2 separate regions of the Homo sapiens genome follow, and region 1 is linked to region 2. Evidence: chromatin loops called from intact Hi-C (ENCODE). Cell type or tissue: HepG2. All regions are shown on one strand. Links, peaks and the distances in the headings refer to the core of each region. The heading gives the core; the rest is flanking DNA. Region 1 has its middle 110 kb from the start of RNU6-1. Region 2 has its middle 44 kb from the start of RNU6-1.

What was found. A loop is a pair of places that touch in the nucleus more often than their neighbours do. Peaks named below come from ENCODE experiments on the same cell type or tissue, not always from the same donor. Only the 100,000 strongest peaks of a DNase experiment are listed, where the experiment ranks them.
Region 1: it touches region 2 in a loop (4-fold over the local background); 10 of 110 quality-filtered maps call a loop at or near these places.

The regions. Positions count from the first base shown.
Region 1 is chr15:67,941,804-67,949,803 of GRCh38, reverse strand. No RefSeq gene overlaps it. Among named protein-coding and RNA genes, the nearest start is that of RNU6-1, 110 kb to the right of the region's middle. RefSeq lists an enhancer at 2,385-3,584. In HepG2, for the core only: no CTCF peak of the experiment used is centred there; DNase peaks (open chromatin) are centred at 1,973, 3,663, 5,995 and 7,973; H3K4me3 peaks cover 2,086 bases.
Region 2 is chr15:67,880,251-67,888,798 of GRCh38, reverse strand. No RefSeq gene overlaps it. Among named protein-coding and RNA genes, the nearest start is that of RNU6-1, 44 kb to the right of the region's middle. RefSeq lists a cis regulatory region at 5,978-6,478. In HepG2, for the core only: no CTCF peak of the experiment used is centred there; DNase peaks (open chromatin) are centred at 3,948 and 7,838; H3K4me3 peaks cover 700 bases.

The DNA of each region.
Region 1 (8,000 bases), core at 1-8,000, 62 kb before region 2:
TGTCACCAGGGTGGAGTGCAGTGGCACAATCTCAGCTCACTGCAACCTCTGCCTCCCAGATTCAAGTGATTCCCCTGCCTCAGCCTCCTGAGTAGTTGGGATTACAGGCACGCACCACCACACCCAGCTAATTTTTGTATTTTTAGTAGAGATGGGGTTTCACCATGTTGGCCAGGATGGTCTTGATCTCTTGACCTCGTGATCTGCCTGTCTCGGCCTCCCAAAGTGCTGGGATTACAGGTGTGAGCCACCACGCCTGGCTGGAGATTTTCTTATGTAGGCTATGTCTATCAATAGTTATTGTATTAAACATTAAGATAATTTCAAAAAATGAGTTTCTTAATTTTAAATAATGGTAATAAACTCATTGCATGTTACTATAAATCATATCCTTTTTATGAAAGTTAACTATATCAAAACATTTAGTGAGAAGACTGGCATTGTCTCACATTTTTTCAAATGTGTTTTAATATCTGGCTTAATATAAGACAGTTGCATTCTCATATCTGCTTTGGCATTAAATCTGTTGTGATATGTTGTTTTGGTTGAAGTACATGAAGAAAATCTGGTCTCACAAACACACGTAGTTGAAAAAGGAGGATTATTTTAATAGTCTTTCCAGATTATTATGGCTATTGTTCTTTGATTGTTTACCAAAATTTGACAAGTGGTAGTTTCTGAAAGGTTAGTGGCAACGTGGATTCTAAATCATATCAATGAGGCCGGGTGCGGTGGCTCAAGCCTGTAATCTCAGCACTTTGGGAAGCCAACGTGGGGAGATCACTTGAGGTCGGGAGTTCGTGACCAGCCCAGCCAACATGGTAAAACCCCGTCTCCACTAAAAATACAAAAATTAGCCAGGTGTGGTGGCAGGTGCCTGTAATCCCAGCTACTCAGGAGTCTGAGGCAGGAGAATTGCCCGAACCCAGGAGGCAGGGGTTGCAGCGGGCCAAGATCACACCAGTGTACCCCAGCCTGGGCAGCAGAGTGAGATTCCATCTCAAAAATAAATAAATAAATAAAATAAAAATAAAAAATAAATCATATCAATGAACAATCTATACCGTTACATTAAAATCCATTGGTTTATCTTCCACAAATGATTTTATAACATTATGCATGAGTCTTTGAAAAATATTGGTTCACTAAGTTATGTAGCTCTAATATTAACACATTTTATTAACAGCATCAAAAATCACATTTATTATCACCACCCCTTTCATCACTAAAGTCTTTAAGTGTTGGGAAGCTGTCCAACTCACAGTGGAAAATATAAGTCTTTGGAAATTCTAATGTTTGCTTGAAAGCTTAAACTTTCCCATCAGCGATAGTCTGGATAAAGAAAACATGTTACATATACACCATGGAGTACTATGCAGCCATAAAAAAGCACAGGATTATGTCTTTGCAGGGACATGGATGGAGCTGGAGGTCATTATCTTTAGAAAACTAACACAGGAACAGAAAACCAAATACTACGTGTTCTCACTCATAAGTGGGAGCTAAATGATGGGAACACATGGACACATAGAGGGGAATACCACACACTGGGGCCTGTAGGAGGATGGAGGGTGGCAGGAGGGAGAGGATCAGGAAAAATACCTAGTAGGTCCTTTGCTTAATATCTGGGTGACAAAATAATCTGTACAACAAACCCCTATGATACAAGTTTACCTATGTAACAAACCTACACAGGTACCCCTGAACTTAAAAGTTAAAAAGAAAATAAAAGAAAGCTGAAACTTCATCATTAGTAACAAATACTGTCAGTTTCCTTGAAATGACAGGTTCATTTCATTCATTTTTTGAGAAAATGTCTGAAAATTCCCAAATCTGAACAACCATAGTTTGTCAGTCATTATTTCGAGTAAAAATGATGTTCCCTGGTGGGGGACAGGGCGACTGGGGGACAGTGAATTCAGCTTGCAACACAAACAGCTGCACGAGTGTCTCCTCGGATGGTCAGTGGACTTTGGAATGCAGCAGGGCTTAAGCATACTTCTCATCTCTTCATGCAGAATCTTAAAAAGGCAGGTACGCCAGGGTTGAAATTTAATACAATTTATCATCTTTACTACTTCATTAAGGACATTCTTTAAGAAACTGGCATTTCGGCTCCTCTGAGAGTGTAGTAGTGAAGGACAGAATACCCACCAGGACAGTTCAAGGAGCCACCTCCTTGATCTAAGACACTAGCAGTTTTTACCCACTTTTACTTTTTGCAACATCAGTACAAATGTCAACACTGTGGGAAAAAAAGCAAATTTTGTCTTAGTGTTATTATAAAAATAGCTTTGGCCTTGTGGACCCCTGAAATGGTCTCAGGGATCTTCATGAATTCACAGACCTGCTGACGTGGCATATAATACCTTTTTTGCTGAAAAAAAAAGAAAAAAGTAAAGAAAGAAAGAAAGAAAACCAAAATGTTAAGTGTCTACCTTTAGCAGTAGAAAGCGATAAAGTGATGCTTTTTATTTCATGTACTTTTCTATCTTTTGAATCCTTTACAATGAGTATGTATTTCTTAAGTAATTAAAAACACTAAAGAAAAAGATTAAATTTAAATTATAAACAACAATTACAGCATACTTCGAGAATGTAAAATGCCCCTTAGTAGTACCCTCATACTGAAAATATGAAGAGATTAGATACATAAAACAGGAAGCTTAAATTATTAAAAAACAAGACAAAACAAAAACCTCACCCGAAGAAATACCTTATTTCCCACAGGACTGGAGGAAGGAAGTGTTGCTGTGCGTAAGCAGAGGCAGCCACCAGATTCAGGTGGCTGAAATTAACGACTTTGCTGATACCTTTAGATGCAGTTCAGACATAAATCTGAAACACACTCTCTCTAAACAGCAACAGGATTAGACATGAAGAGTGACTTGACACTTCAGAAACCTCACAGCTTCTTTCTCAGAGGAAAGAGAAAATCAGGCACAGGACCTGGGGCCTACAAAGCAGGTATTAAGTTTCTCTTTTGTGCCTGAAGCTCTCAGCTCCATGCCCTCTTCCCTCTAGGCTTAGCCCCAGTCACCTCTTGCCCTTGCAGTCTCCAGTGCCCTTCTGATCTCCTCTCCTCTGCCTCCGGCTAAGCCTCTTGGTGTGAAAGACCCTGATATCAGTCATCCACGCCCTAGCATAAATGAGCCCCCATTACCAGGCTTCCTCCCTGGTGCATTTGCTTGTCAGGCTAATCTCTGATGATGCAGTACAAGGCTGGGTCCCACAGGCAAGGCAGTTTAGGTGTTACTGAGCAACTGGTGGGGAAGGCTTTCCCCCAGGCTTCTTGAGTCATTCTCCATGAGTAGCTACCCCTCTTTGCTGTGACATCACACTGCAATGCTGCCCCTCTCTGCCGTGTGACATCAAAGAAGTTATGGTCCCTTCCTGGGCTCTGTAAACCAGGTGGGTCAGACTAGTGACCTCCCAGGTGGACCCTGCTCCAGGATTCTGAGACTGAACCCCTTTAATGCAGAGCGGCGGTATCTCAGGCCTTGGGAAATGGCATCTTTGTTTTCTGTTTCTGAATTAAAAGACAATTCAAAGGAAGCTCCCCACACACTCTCCCTGCAGTTTGCCCCCCTTCCCCTTCTCTTCCTCTTGACCTGTGTCTCCAGGGGGAAGATCAAACAAAGAGGTTGCAGAGGGTGGTGGAATGCTGTGTTTGGTTATAATCCCAGGCTGGATGTGATTACAAAGTTCCTGTGCCTGGGGCAACGCACAGGGGAATGTGGTGGGAGGGACACTGAGCTCTAAGAACACGTGCTCCTCCTCATGCCCCACCCACATATGCATGCAGGCCCCACCACAAGACTGTGAGGTGCTGAAGTTTGTCCCCAAACTCCCACCCCCACCCCGTGTGTGCCCCCAGTCGCCTTAAGAGATCTTTTTATGGGTATTTGCTTTTTCCGTAAGGACTACTGGAAGATGGAAGAGGATTCACAAATGACAGGAATAAATAAATGACTTTCTGCTGTACTTATGTCTCGATGTCCATCTTCCTACCTACTGTGACTTCCTCAAGGGCAGTAGTCATGGCTGGTTCCATTTTGTCCCCACTCCTTGCATCATGCCTAGCACACATTTAGAGCCTCGCAAAACTTTGATGAACAGATGAATGAAGAAATGAATGAATGAAGAAACACACTTTTCCACCAAGGTTCAAAAAAATATTTTAAAGGTATTGGATGATTCCCCACCATACGTGACCATGTCACTCAGCAAGTCGCCTGGTCTGCATTTTCTTCACTGTAATTCACAAAAGCCTGGGCCTGGAGGAGAGCTGGTGGTGGCTCAAGAACATCAGGATAAAGATCCCGTGCTGGTGCTTCTAGGTCACATAAATCTAAAACACACTCTCTCTAAACAGCAACAGGATTACACACTCTCTCGAAACAGCAACAGCACAAGGTCACTTGTGATCTTGACAAAGTCACTAGTCCTCTCTAGAGCTCAGTTTCAACTCAAAAATAGGGCTAAAAATATCTGCTTTGAGTAGTCTGTAGGGAAGCTCTAAGACTCCAGGTATGCAAACATGATTTGTAAACTACAAAGTGTATTGCAGCCACAAGGACCTAACACTACTGTATTATTAGTAGTATTATAACATTATTGTTATTATTTTAGAGACAGGGTCTCACTCTGTCACCCAGGCCAGAGTGTAGTAGTGGTACAATCACAACTCACTGCAGCCTCGATCTCCTGGGCTCAATCCATCCTCCCACCTCAGCCTCCTGAGTACCTAGGACTACAGGCATGCGCCCCTACATCTGGCTAATTTTTTTAAAAAAGTTTTGTAGAAATGGGGTCTCCCAAAAAAAAAAAAAAAAGAAATGGGGTCTCCCTATGTTGCCCAGGCTGGTCTTGAACTGCTGGCTTTAAGCAATCATTCTGCCTCAGCCTCCCAAATTGCTGGGATTACAGGTGTGAGCCACCACGCCTGGCTTATTTTCTTATTAACACTAGATGAGCCATCAGAGGCCCAGAGAGGCTAAGCAATTTGTTAAGCGTCACCCAGGAGACACATGACAGACTTTGACATGCAGCCCAGTGGACACTGCGCCTCCAGGTGTACTTCCCACTCAGTGCCTGACTTCTTCACCCCCTTAAAGACTCACAGCACGTAAGAGGAAGGACCTTTATTTTGATCATCCAGCAGTGCCTTGGAGCAGGCGGGACCATGAACTCAACAAGGCATCCTGGTGCTGTTTGTAGGGAGATGGTTGTCTGTCTGGGATGAGGCCAGGCTCACACTGACTCAGACTGAACTAGACCATCCCTAAGTATCTTTCCAGGCCTGAGCAAGAGAATCTAAGACAGGGCCCCTGTCCTCCAGCAACAGAAACTCTAGTGGTTTCTCCAAGGCCTGAATATTCCCCGTGAGACTCTCTGGTGTAAAAGTCCTCAGTGTTACAGTGCACAATGGAATTTCTTCCCTTAAAGAGTCATAGAATGGAAAGAAAGTTTTTTTAAAAAAGAAAACTTGGCAATAAAGTAGCCTACTTGGCACCTCTATGTAGAGAGTAACAGGATCCCTGGCTCTGTGCCCCGATGGTCCCCTCCCTGCCCCATTAAGGCCAGGAGCCCAGGCTGGGGTTCAGAGTGTCCAGGGCCTGGCAACAAGAGCGTGTCTACCCCCATCAGCCTGTACACAGCGTTATCAACTCCTGCTGCACAGGACGTCCCGGGAAGGCTGGGGGTGGAGACGCTTTTACCACCTAAGGGACCTCACGTGGATCAGTCACCACTGTGGGCTCCTACCCAGGAGTTAAGGAAGGGCATCCTGCGGTCCTTGCTGGGCCAGGGGAGAGGCAGGAGCACCTGTAGGCAGACGCTTCAGGTCAGGATGAGGTCACAAGAGCAAGTGGCTGGGCAGCAGATTTGGCCATGTCCAGACAGTCAGGCCCATCCACAGCCCCTTTGCCATTGCTTCTCTGTGATTTGCCACCGTCTGCAGGATGCCTGATTGGATGTTGTGGGAGGTGGAGCAGCTGCCATTCCCCTTTGTAAAGACAATAGGAGCATGGTTCGGGACCCAGTGGTGGCCTCCTGGAGTCTGTGGCTTGCTGAGGTTGGTGGTTTCCCTCCCACTCTACCCCCTCCTTCCCTCTTATCTATACCATGAGTAGGAGGAGAGTGGGCTTCAAATCCAGCTCTGTTTACCCTCAGAGCCCACACTCTTAACCCCCACAGTACAGAGTTGTTGGGGAAATCATCTTCAGGCCCTTCCTCCTCTCTGTGCTCCTCTCCAGCACCCCTAGCCCCAGGTGGTCAGGACACTCTTGGTGAGCAGAGGCCTCCCCATTAGGACAAGGGACACAGACAATAAACCTATTCGGACTAGAGTCTTGTGGATCTGATTTATTCTGTATTCAGGTCAGGAGAGCAATCTCAAAAGGGGACCTGGAACAAGAATGATGTCTACAATAAGTGGCCTAAATACCTGTGTGACTTTGGGTGAGTTATTCAACCTCACTGGGCCCTGGGATCGTTGTGTTAGTCAATTCAGGCTGCTATCACAAAGCACAATAAGCTGCGTGGCTTATCAACAACAGAGATTTATTTCTCACAGTTCTGGAGAACAGAAGTCTGAAATCAGGGTACCAGCATTGTTGGGTTCTGGTGAGGGCTCTCTTCAGGGTTGCAGACTGCCAACCTCTTATATCCATACGTGGCAGAAAGAGATCCAGAGAGCTCTTTGGGGATCCCTTTTATAAGGGAACTAATCCCATTCATGAGGGCTTTACCCTCATGACCTAATCATCTCCCAAAGTCCCCACTTCCTAATATCATCACATTGGGGGTTAAGATTTCTACACATAAAATTTGGGGAGATGAAAAGTGTTCAGCTCATAACAATCATCATCCATACCATGATATTATAATACCATCTTTGGCTTGGGGTTATAATGATGAAACATTACAAATACCTAGCACATAATAGAAATCCATATATTTGGAATCTCACACATGCCAAAAGAGAGATCAGGTTTTCTTTTATCTTTTCTTTTCTTTTTTTTTTTTTTTTTTGAGATGGAGTCTCGCTCTGTCGCCCAGGCTGGAGTGCAGTGGCACAATCTCAGCTCACTGCAAGCTCTGCCTCCCAGGTTCACGCCATTCTCCTGCCTCAGCCTCCCGAGTAGCTGGGACTACAAGGCGCCCGCCAATACATCCATCTCATTTTTTGTATTTTTAGTAGAGACAGGGCTTCACCGTGTTAGCCAGGATGGTCTCGATCTCCTGACCTCGTGATCCACCTGCCTCGGCCTCCCAAAGTGCTGGGATTACAGGCGTGAGCCACCGCGCCTGGCGAGATCAAGTTTTCTTTACTGACTTCCTTCTCCTCCATCATGAGAACCACTTCCCTGATTTTAAGTTTCTTGCATTTACCCACAGAGATAGGGGATGTCTTTCCTTGGTGAATGATTTTTAACAAGGTTGTACATGAGAGTAGCAGTAACTAGGGTCTGTGAAAAGATATCAAAGCTAACAGGACTGAGAGGCCCACTTCTAGTCCAACCCTAAAAGGAATCTGAGGGCAGACAGAGGAGGCACCTACATTAGAACAGTCTGTGGTTTAGTTGAAGCTCTCAATACCATAGGTCTGTGTTTCTCTAAATTTCCACCAAAGAACCCTTTATAGTTGCAGAGCAAATGTGTACTGCCAAGAGGTCTAGATACGTATATGGAATTGACTTTCTGCCAGATGGAAATTTCTTAGTGCATGCTTGTGTTCTCATAAAAATTCCCACAGATTCTTGTATTCTATGCCAAAATATATACATATTCAATTTTAAATTAAAAAAAAAAAACCTGTGTCTCCCCACCTGCCATAAAATCTTCAAATTGGCACCTCCAGAAAACGTAGTGTGTTCAGCCTGTGGTTTCATGCTCTGCCTATACTCAGCCCTGGACCCCTCCCGTGGGTGTTGCACCTCCCAGTCTGACAGCATGGCTCAGGAATGTGGGATATGAACCTGGCTGACACTGACATC
Region 2 (8,548 bases), core at 549-8,548:
GCCATCATTCTAGCCAAATCTCCATTCTCTCTCTTGCCCAGGTGACTGCAGTAGTCAGGTAATTGGTCCCCCCATTCCTCCCTTGCAAACATTCACTCCATTCCCACAGCAGCCCACAGGATCTTTCTACAATATCAATCCAGCCATGCTACTTCCTTGCTTAAAACCCTTCAGTGGCTTCCCTACACACTGGGAATAAAACCCAATCCTCAGCTCCCTATCTTGCCAAGTGAGTCGTAGGCAAGTTTGAATACAACACTGTGTGAAGAGCATGTATAGAGCCTGGTCCATCACAGCTGCACGTGGAGTGGATGTTCTTGTCCTTACCTCCAGGCTATTCAGCCACTTTCAGGAAGTTCTTTTAGGTTAGAAAGTTCTTAGAAACTGGCCCGTATCTACTCTGCAACTTCATCTTTAGCCACTTGCTCCTTGCTCCCTGTGTCCCTTCCATATTAGCTTCCGATGGTATTTAAAACATATAATACCAAGACACCCTTCTGCCTCCAGGCTTTTGCTCATTCTGGCACCTAGAATATCCCCCACAGTTCCTCCCATGGCTGGCTCCTCGTCTCACAGTGCTCAGTGTTTCAGAGCTGCCTCCTCCAAGGCTGTCCTGACCAAGGTGCCAATCCCCACCACACCCCGAGTATTATCGTCAAGGAAGCCTGTGTTTCCTTTGTAGCTTGTGTCACAACCTGCCATTTGACATTTGCTTGTTGAGTCTGTTTTCTTTCTCTCCCACCAAATTATATGTTTCCCATTGGTTTTATGTGCTTCTTTACTCCCCCAGTGCTTAGGGATGTGTATTGTCTATAAAAGCTCCATAGGTGTTCACTAAGTGAAGTTTAACAAAGAGCCTTCCCTGGTATGCCCAGCTGGAAGCCATCACTGGGTCCTCTGAATTCTCATAGTTCTTCATCTCCCCTTTATTAGAACACATCTTGCTTTGTCTTTTGCACTGGGATTACTTGTACAGAGAGGCAGGGTGGTTAGAACCAGACCCCTGCATTCAAATTCCAACCCTGCTACTCCCAGGGTCCAGAACAGTGCCTGGCACAGAGAAAACAACATAAAGAGTTAGTACTACTGTGCTTTGCATTATCCCCCAGCAGGAGCCAAACTAAAGTGTTTTGAGGGTAACATTACACATATGACCAGGCACAGTGGCTCACGCTTGTAACCCTAGCACTTTAGGAGGCCAAGGCAAGAGGATTGCTTGAGCTCGGGAGTTCAAGACCAATCTGGGCAACATAGTGAGACCTTGTCTCTATAAATTAATATTTTTTTAATTAAAAAAACTATACATAGGATTTAGTATTTGATAACTTCCCCAAGCCTAGCTCAGGACACAAAGTAGATGCTCAATAGACAATAAATAAGAGCGCTAAGTGCAGTGGCTCATGCCTGTAATTCCAGCACTTTGGGAGGCCAAGGTGGGAGGATCCCTTGAGCCCAGGAGTTCAAGATCAGCCTAGGCAATACAGTGAGGACTTGTCTCTAATAAAAAATAAAAAGGCCGGGCATTGTGGCTCACACCTGTAATCCTAGCACTTTGGGAGGCCGAGGCCAGCAGATTGCCTGAGCTCAGCAGTTCGAGACCAGCTTGGGCAACGTGGCAAAACCCCATCTCTACTAAAAATACAAAAAATTAGCTGGGTGTGGTGGCACACACCTGTAATCCCAGCTACTCCAGGAGGCTGAGGCATGAGAACCACTTGAGCCCAGGAGGTGGAGGTTGCAGTGAGCCAAGATTGCACCACTGCACTATAGCCTGGGCAACAGAGTGAAACTCTGTCTCCAAAAACAATAAATAAAATAAAATAAATAGGCTGAGGACAGTGACTCACACCTGCAATCCTAGCACTTTGGGAGGCTGAGGCGGGTGGATCACAAGGTCAGGAGATCCAGAACATCTTGGCTAACATCTTGGCTAAACCCCACCTCTACGAAAAATACAAAAATTAGCCAGGCGTGATGGCACGCCCCTGTAGTCCCAGCTACTCAGGAGGCTGAGGCAGGAGAATCATTTGAACCTAGGAGGCAGAGGTTGCAGTGAGCCAAGATCGCGCCACTGCACTCCAGCTTGAGCGACAAGAGCAAAACTCCGTCTCAAATAAATAAATAAATAAATAAAAATAAAAATTTAGCTGGGCACAGGGGCTCATGCCTATAATCCCAGCACTTTGGGAGGCTGAGGTGGGTGGATCATTTTGTTAAGCTCAGGAGTTAAAGACCAGCCTGGGGAACACGGCGAAACCCCCAGGCGTGGTGGTGTGCACCTGTATGCAGGATGCTGAGGCAGGACGATTGCTTGAGGTTGAGGTTGCAGGGAACCATGATTGCCCCACTGCACTCCAGCCTGGGCAAAAGAGTGAGATCCTGTCTCTAAAAAAATAAATAAATAATAAAAAGAGCTAAATTTTATTATGAGTTTGTATTGCTCTAGGTTCTAAACTGTTCTAAACATCTTACATGTATCAGCTCATGTAATCCTCACAATAAGTGCCATTATTATTCCCACTTCACAAAGAGGAAACTGACTCATAAGGAATTAAATACTTTATCCAGGGACACCAAGTAATTAAGTGGAGTGGCTGGGATTTGAACACAGGACACAAGCAACTAAGCCTTAACAACTACAAGATACTATCAAGTGTAGACCAAGTTGTTACAGGTTTATGAGGTCAGAATCAAAGAAGACAGCAATCTATGTTGTACAACTGGGGCTGGTTAAATAAACTCTGATAGTATCTTATGTAGCCATTAAAATGATGATATAGATCTACATTTATATTGAATGACATTCATGACTTGTTTGTTTGTTTCTTTACTCCATACCTCACCTGGACTGAAATAATTTTTAAAAGCAAGCCAGAAAGCAGTAAAATAAACCTGCACACAAATGTTTATAGCATCTTTTGCATAATTGCCAAAAACTGGAGGCAATTGAAAAGGTGAATGGATAAACAAATTGTGGTACGTCAGTACTATGGAATATTATTCAGCTATAAATAAGAAATGAGCCATCAAGCCACAAAAAGACATGAAGGAATCTTAAGAGGCATATTGTTTTGTGAAGGAAGCCAGCCTGAAAAGGCAACAGACTATACGATTCCGACTATATGACATTCTGGAAAAGGCCAAACCATAGAAACAGTAAAAAGATCAGTGACTGCATGGGATTAGAGGGTGAGAGGTGAACAAGGGGATCACAGGGGATTTTTTGGGCCAATTGTTCTGTATGATACTGTAATGGTGGATATGCGACATTATGCATTTGTCAAAACGCAAAGAACTTCACGCCACAAAGAGTGAGCCTTAATATAAGCCATGAAATGTAGTGAATACTAATATATCAATACTGGTTTATCAATTGTGACAAATGCAAGATATTAATAACAGGGGAAACTGAGGGAGCGGTGGGAGGTTATATGGGAACGCTGCACTAGCTTCCCAAATTTCTGTTAACTGAAAACTGCTCTAACAACTAAAGTTCGTTAATTTAGAAACAAACAGTATCATCGCAGGATATTTCGTGTTAATGTACATCTGTGTTTTTTGTGTACACAAAAAGTCAGGAAGGACATAACCAGAATTAATAGCAGTTGTCTCAGCCTGGTGGGATTAATAGAGATCTTTCTCCTAGTTCTACTTGTTATTAACAACAGCATGCCTTTATCCTGTAAAGGAGTAAAGTGGGGCAGTGGGGGCTGCCCAGGACCGGGGACCAGCGGGCCCAGGAGCGGTTGCTGCCAAGCGACTCCGTGCCCCTAAGGGCACCGCAGTCCTCAGCGTCTGCTCCGCCCACCCCGTCCCTCAGCCTTTGCAACTGCGGGTCCCGAGGTTAGCAAAGAGACCAGAGAATTCCTCCGGTGCGATTGCGTCTGCACACGCGGCGGGCGACGGGGAGCCGGCAGGGCGGGCGGGGTCGGAAGCGGGGCACAGTGGGGCTCGGCCTGGGGCCGTGGACGCTCCGTGCAGCTGTGGGGAGGCGGGGGCGGCGGCCGCGCCCGCGATGCCTTCAGTTTGCTGGAATGTTCCTGCGGCAGAAGTGTACTTTGTTCCAGGGATGGGGGAGGGCGGAGCGGGGGCTGGGCCCCAGCGCGTCCTGGGACTTGGAAGGCTGCCAGCTTTCCGTTCCCAGGGTGCCTTCTGGCGGGGGCGGGCGTTGTCTGGTTTTCAGCATGGGCCGCTGTGGGGTTCTGGAGGGAACCCCTGGATTCCAGCGCCATCCCTGCCACCGACTAGCTGCAGGTCCCTGCGTGGGGTATCTTAACCTCTCTGGGCCTATATTTCCTCATCTGCAAAATGAGGCTAATCACATTAATAATAATGCTGTGATGGTTATAGCCGGGCACTGCTGTAAAGCACTGTGAGGTGCTCTCTGCTCGCAGCAACCTTTGGAGGTAGGTGCTGTTAATATAACATAATTACACTCTTAGTAGACTAATACTCACTTGCTGCCCAGGCCCTTTGGAAAGCGTAGATGGTCTGGCTGTAGAAAACCTGGTCCAGCCTCCTTCCAAGTAGTAAAACGTGCTATTATTATTTTCACTTTAAAGATAGGGACGCAGGAGCTCAGGAAGGTTAAACAACTTGCCCAAGGGCACACAGCTCCTAAGAGGCCATCCAGGATGCAAACCCAGCACTTTGGGAAGCCAAAGTGGGAGGATCCCTTGAGCTCAGGAGTTCGACACTAACCTGGGCAACATAGTGACACTCCATGATATTTAAAAAATATATTTTAAAAAAGGAAAACAAAAAGGCGGGGGACGCAAACCCAGTTAGTCGGTGAAGAGCCGCCACTCAACCTCTACAGAAACTGCCTCACTGCTAGTGTCTGGAAGCCCCATTATAAGCTTATTTGGACATTGCAATCCATGCAGCAATTCTGGGAGAAGTTTCACAAATAATAATTATTAATACTAAGTAATGATAATTATCACCAATTGAGGGCCATAATTTCAACACCATATATGTGCAACAATTATTTTTCCCATTTTAGAGATGAAAGAATCCAGGCGCCAGGTCACTCCAGTTCAATGGGGTGGAATCCATTCATCCTGAAGCGGAAAGGCAGCAACAACTTAGCTCTCACCTCCTTTGATAGGCAGGCCGACTCCTCCAGAGTCTGATTATGCCAGCCAGCCAGGAAGAGCAGCCCTTCCTTCCCCAGACATTGTCAAAATCAACTTTGCCTTGCCTGGTAATCTGAGGAGCTTCTAAGCTGCGAGGGTGTAAGGAGTCTCAGATGATATCTAACACCAAGCTGGGGAGTTGCTCTCCTCTCCCGGGTCTGCTGCTTCCAGGAGCCCGGTTGCCTGGTGCCTGTGGAAACGTTTCCTCCACTGAGTCTACCCAGAGGATGGAGGCAGAGTGCAAGACAGTTGCCCTAAATTGTGGACAAAAGAGAGCTCTGCAGCCGAAGCTCCGTGTCCCATTATCACTAGGCTCCTGTCCCCTCAATCGTATGACAGAAAAGTCATTGGATTCTCAGCCTCCTCCTCGGGTTAAAAGGCTGCCTTCTTTTAATGCAAATGTTGCCACTGCTTCTGGGCAACCCATCCTCCATATATTCTCAACCTCATGGGAAAGAAAAAAACTCTTATCTTCTGTAGTAAGCTTAAATGTTTCACGAATGAAGACAGTTTGGCAAATAGCCACATATTGCTATTGCTGTCATGTGGGCATGCAGTAGGTGCCGAATAAGTGCTTTGCATATTTGCTCCCTCTGTTCCGAATGTTCTTCCTCTGAATACTGACATGGTTCCCTCCCTCATCTCCTTCAGTTTTTACTCACGTCGCCTTTTCTGTGGGGCCTTCCCTGACCATAATATTTAAATTACACTCTCCCAATAGTCCTGATTCCTTTTCCCTGTTTTATTTTTTCCATAGCACGTATCACTGTCTTACACACTGTTATTTGTATTTATTTCATTTGTTGTCTGTCTTGCCCCCATTAGAATGTAAATTCCAGAAGGGCAGGATTTCTTTCTGTTTTCTTCACCACTGTATCCCCCAATGCCTAGAACTGGAAGGAAGGAAGGGAAGGGGAGAGAATAGCTTCCCTGGCCATTCCAACCCATTGTGGATACCACCCCCTTGGAGAAATGTGCATTTCTTTCCTGCACTATCTACTTGACACTTGGCATATCCTTACCCGCCACCTCAACTCCCTACTCTCCCCCGCCCCTTTGTAACATCTCTTGACAGTAGCTTCCTGTTCTGCTATATGACTTTGCAGATTTGTGTCTCATCTACTTAAGTAGACAGAAAATTTCCTGCCTTACAAGCAGGGGCAGAAGAGATCTGATCTTTGTATCTCCCTAGTACCAAAAACAGGGCTGAATTTCTGTAAGTTCCAGGGCTCCTTAGATTTTAAACAGAAAAAGTCCTCCTTCCTCCATCCCTTCCCCCTCCTTGCTCAGTTCGAATCCTAGTTCATCTCCATTAATATTAGACTTACTACTTAAGTTTGATTTGAAGTTTGATATTTGTTTTAAACCAAATAAATTCACAATGTTTTTGATAAACAACATTCAATATATATCAATGAGGATCAATGTGTGAGCCATTTAATTTCTTAACACAACCACTATATTTTCTCATTAAATGAAACAAAACTGCATACCTTAACTATGTTCTTGCCATAATCTGCACCCTTGATTTTTTCTTTATTCCTAAGAAGAGTTTTGGAGAAATTTCAGTGGCCAAAGTAAGAAAGAGAGGGAGACAAGGAATCTCATTCCCTGGAGGCGAACGAAGCCTGCTGGCTTCCTTTGGTGGTCACCCCACCTTACTCTACCCCTCAAGAATAAGGGAGGTACACAGCTAAAGATAGCTCTTACATAGCATCACACATGATTATAACAAACACCGAATTTGCCCTCTGTCTCCCTCTGCATTTCCCCAGGGCTGGCTCTAAGGTGGGCTGGTGGCACATCCAACTCAGGAGAAGTGGGAGACTGTCCTTGAAAAAAACTAATGACTGTATCATTTTTATCACCTAGGAAAATCTAAAAATGTTCACAAATCAGCATTTAGTTATGTGATTTGAACATGAAATTTCATCATTATATTGCGTGTGTGTGGTGATCTTGGTTCCTGGTATCTGTTAAAATTGAGGTGAAAGGTGCCATTCTGATTGGCTTGAATTTGAGAAAAATACAATTGAACGGGCCCTATATAATTCTCAACAAAAATAACTGCAGAGGCCTGGTATGGTGGCTCATGCCTGTAATCCCAGCACTTTGGGAGGCTGAGGCAGAAGGATTACTTGAGGCCAGGAGTTCAAGATCAGCCTGAGCAACATGGTGAGTCCTGATCTCTACAAAACATTTTAAAAATTAGGCCCGTGCAGTGGCATGCACCTGTGGTCCCAGCTAGTCAGGGGGCTGAGATGGGAGGATCACTTGAACCCAGAAGGTCAAGGCTGCAGTGAGCCATGATCACACCACTGCACTCCAGCCTAGGTGACAGAGTGAGACCTTGTCTCATAAAACAACAACAACAAAAACCCTGCAGGATCCTCATGAGATATGTGGGAGAGATGGATGAATAAATGCAAGCATGAACAGATAGATGAGAGAGGAACTGATCTATGGGTAGGTGGGTAAATTAAGAAATGCACGGATGGCTAAAGAGATGCACAAATGGATAGATAGACATGGTAGGTGATTGGCTATGCCGTGCTCCAGAGGCCCTGGGGCTACCACAGTGCTGACTTCAAAAGTGTTTGCTTACCCTTTGGTCTTCTACCCAAGATTTTGAGCTCCTGGAATGTAGAAATTTAATTGTATTGGTTTTTGTGTCCTGAGCCCCTAGTGCAGTGTCTGGCCCATTAACACAGGTATTAGTCAGGATGTAGTTTTGGCTGCTGTTACATACAACCTCTCATCTGCATGATGGAGCAATGCCAAGTGCACAATGCAGCCAGCAGGAAGGGAAAAAAGAGGAAGGAGAAGGCACACATCCTCTTCAAAGGCACATTTTACTTCTGTTCTCATCCCATAGGCGAGAACTTAGACACATGGCCACACCTAGTCAGAAGCATGCTTGGAAATTTAGTCTTATTCTGGGTGCCTGTGTCCAGTTAATAATCTGTGTTCTAAAAACAGCAGAAACAGGCTGGGCATGATAGCTCCTGCCTGTAATCTCAATACTTTGGGAGGCCAAGGTGGGAGGATCACTCGAGCTCCAGAGTTTGAAACCAGCCTGGGCAACATAATGAGACCCTGTCTTGATTTAAAAAAAAAAAAAAATAGCCCAGAATGGTGATGCATGCCTGTAGTCCCAGCTACTCATGAGGCTGAGGCAGGAGGATCACTTGAGCCTGGGAGGTTAAGGTTGTAGTGAGCCATGATTGTGTGACTGCACTCTAGCCTGGACAACAGAGCGAGACCCTGTCTTAAAACAAAAAAAAAAACCCAGCAGAAACAGATATAAGGCAGTTACTCTCCACTACATAAATTAGCAACAGATTCTTATGTTAAATGAATGAAGAAATAAATGGGGCCAGACACTATGGCTCACACCTATAATCCCAACA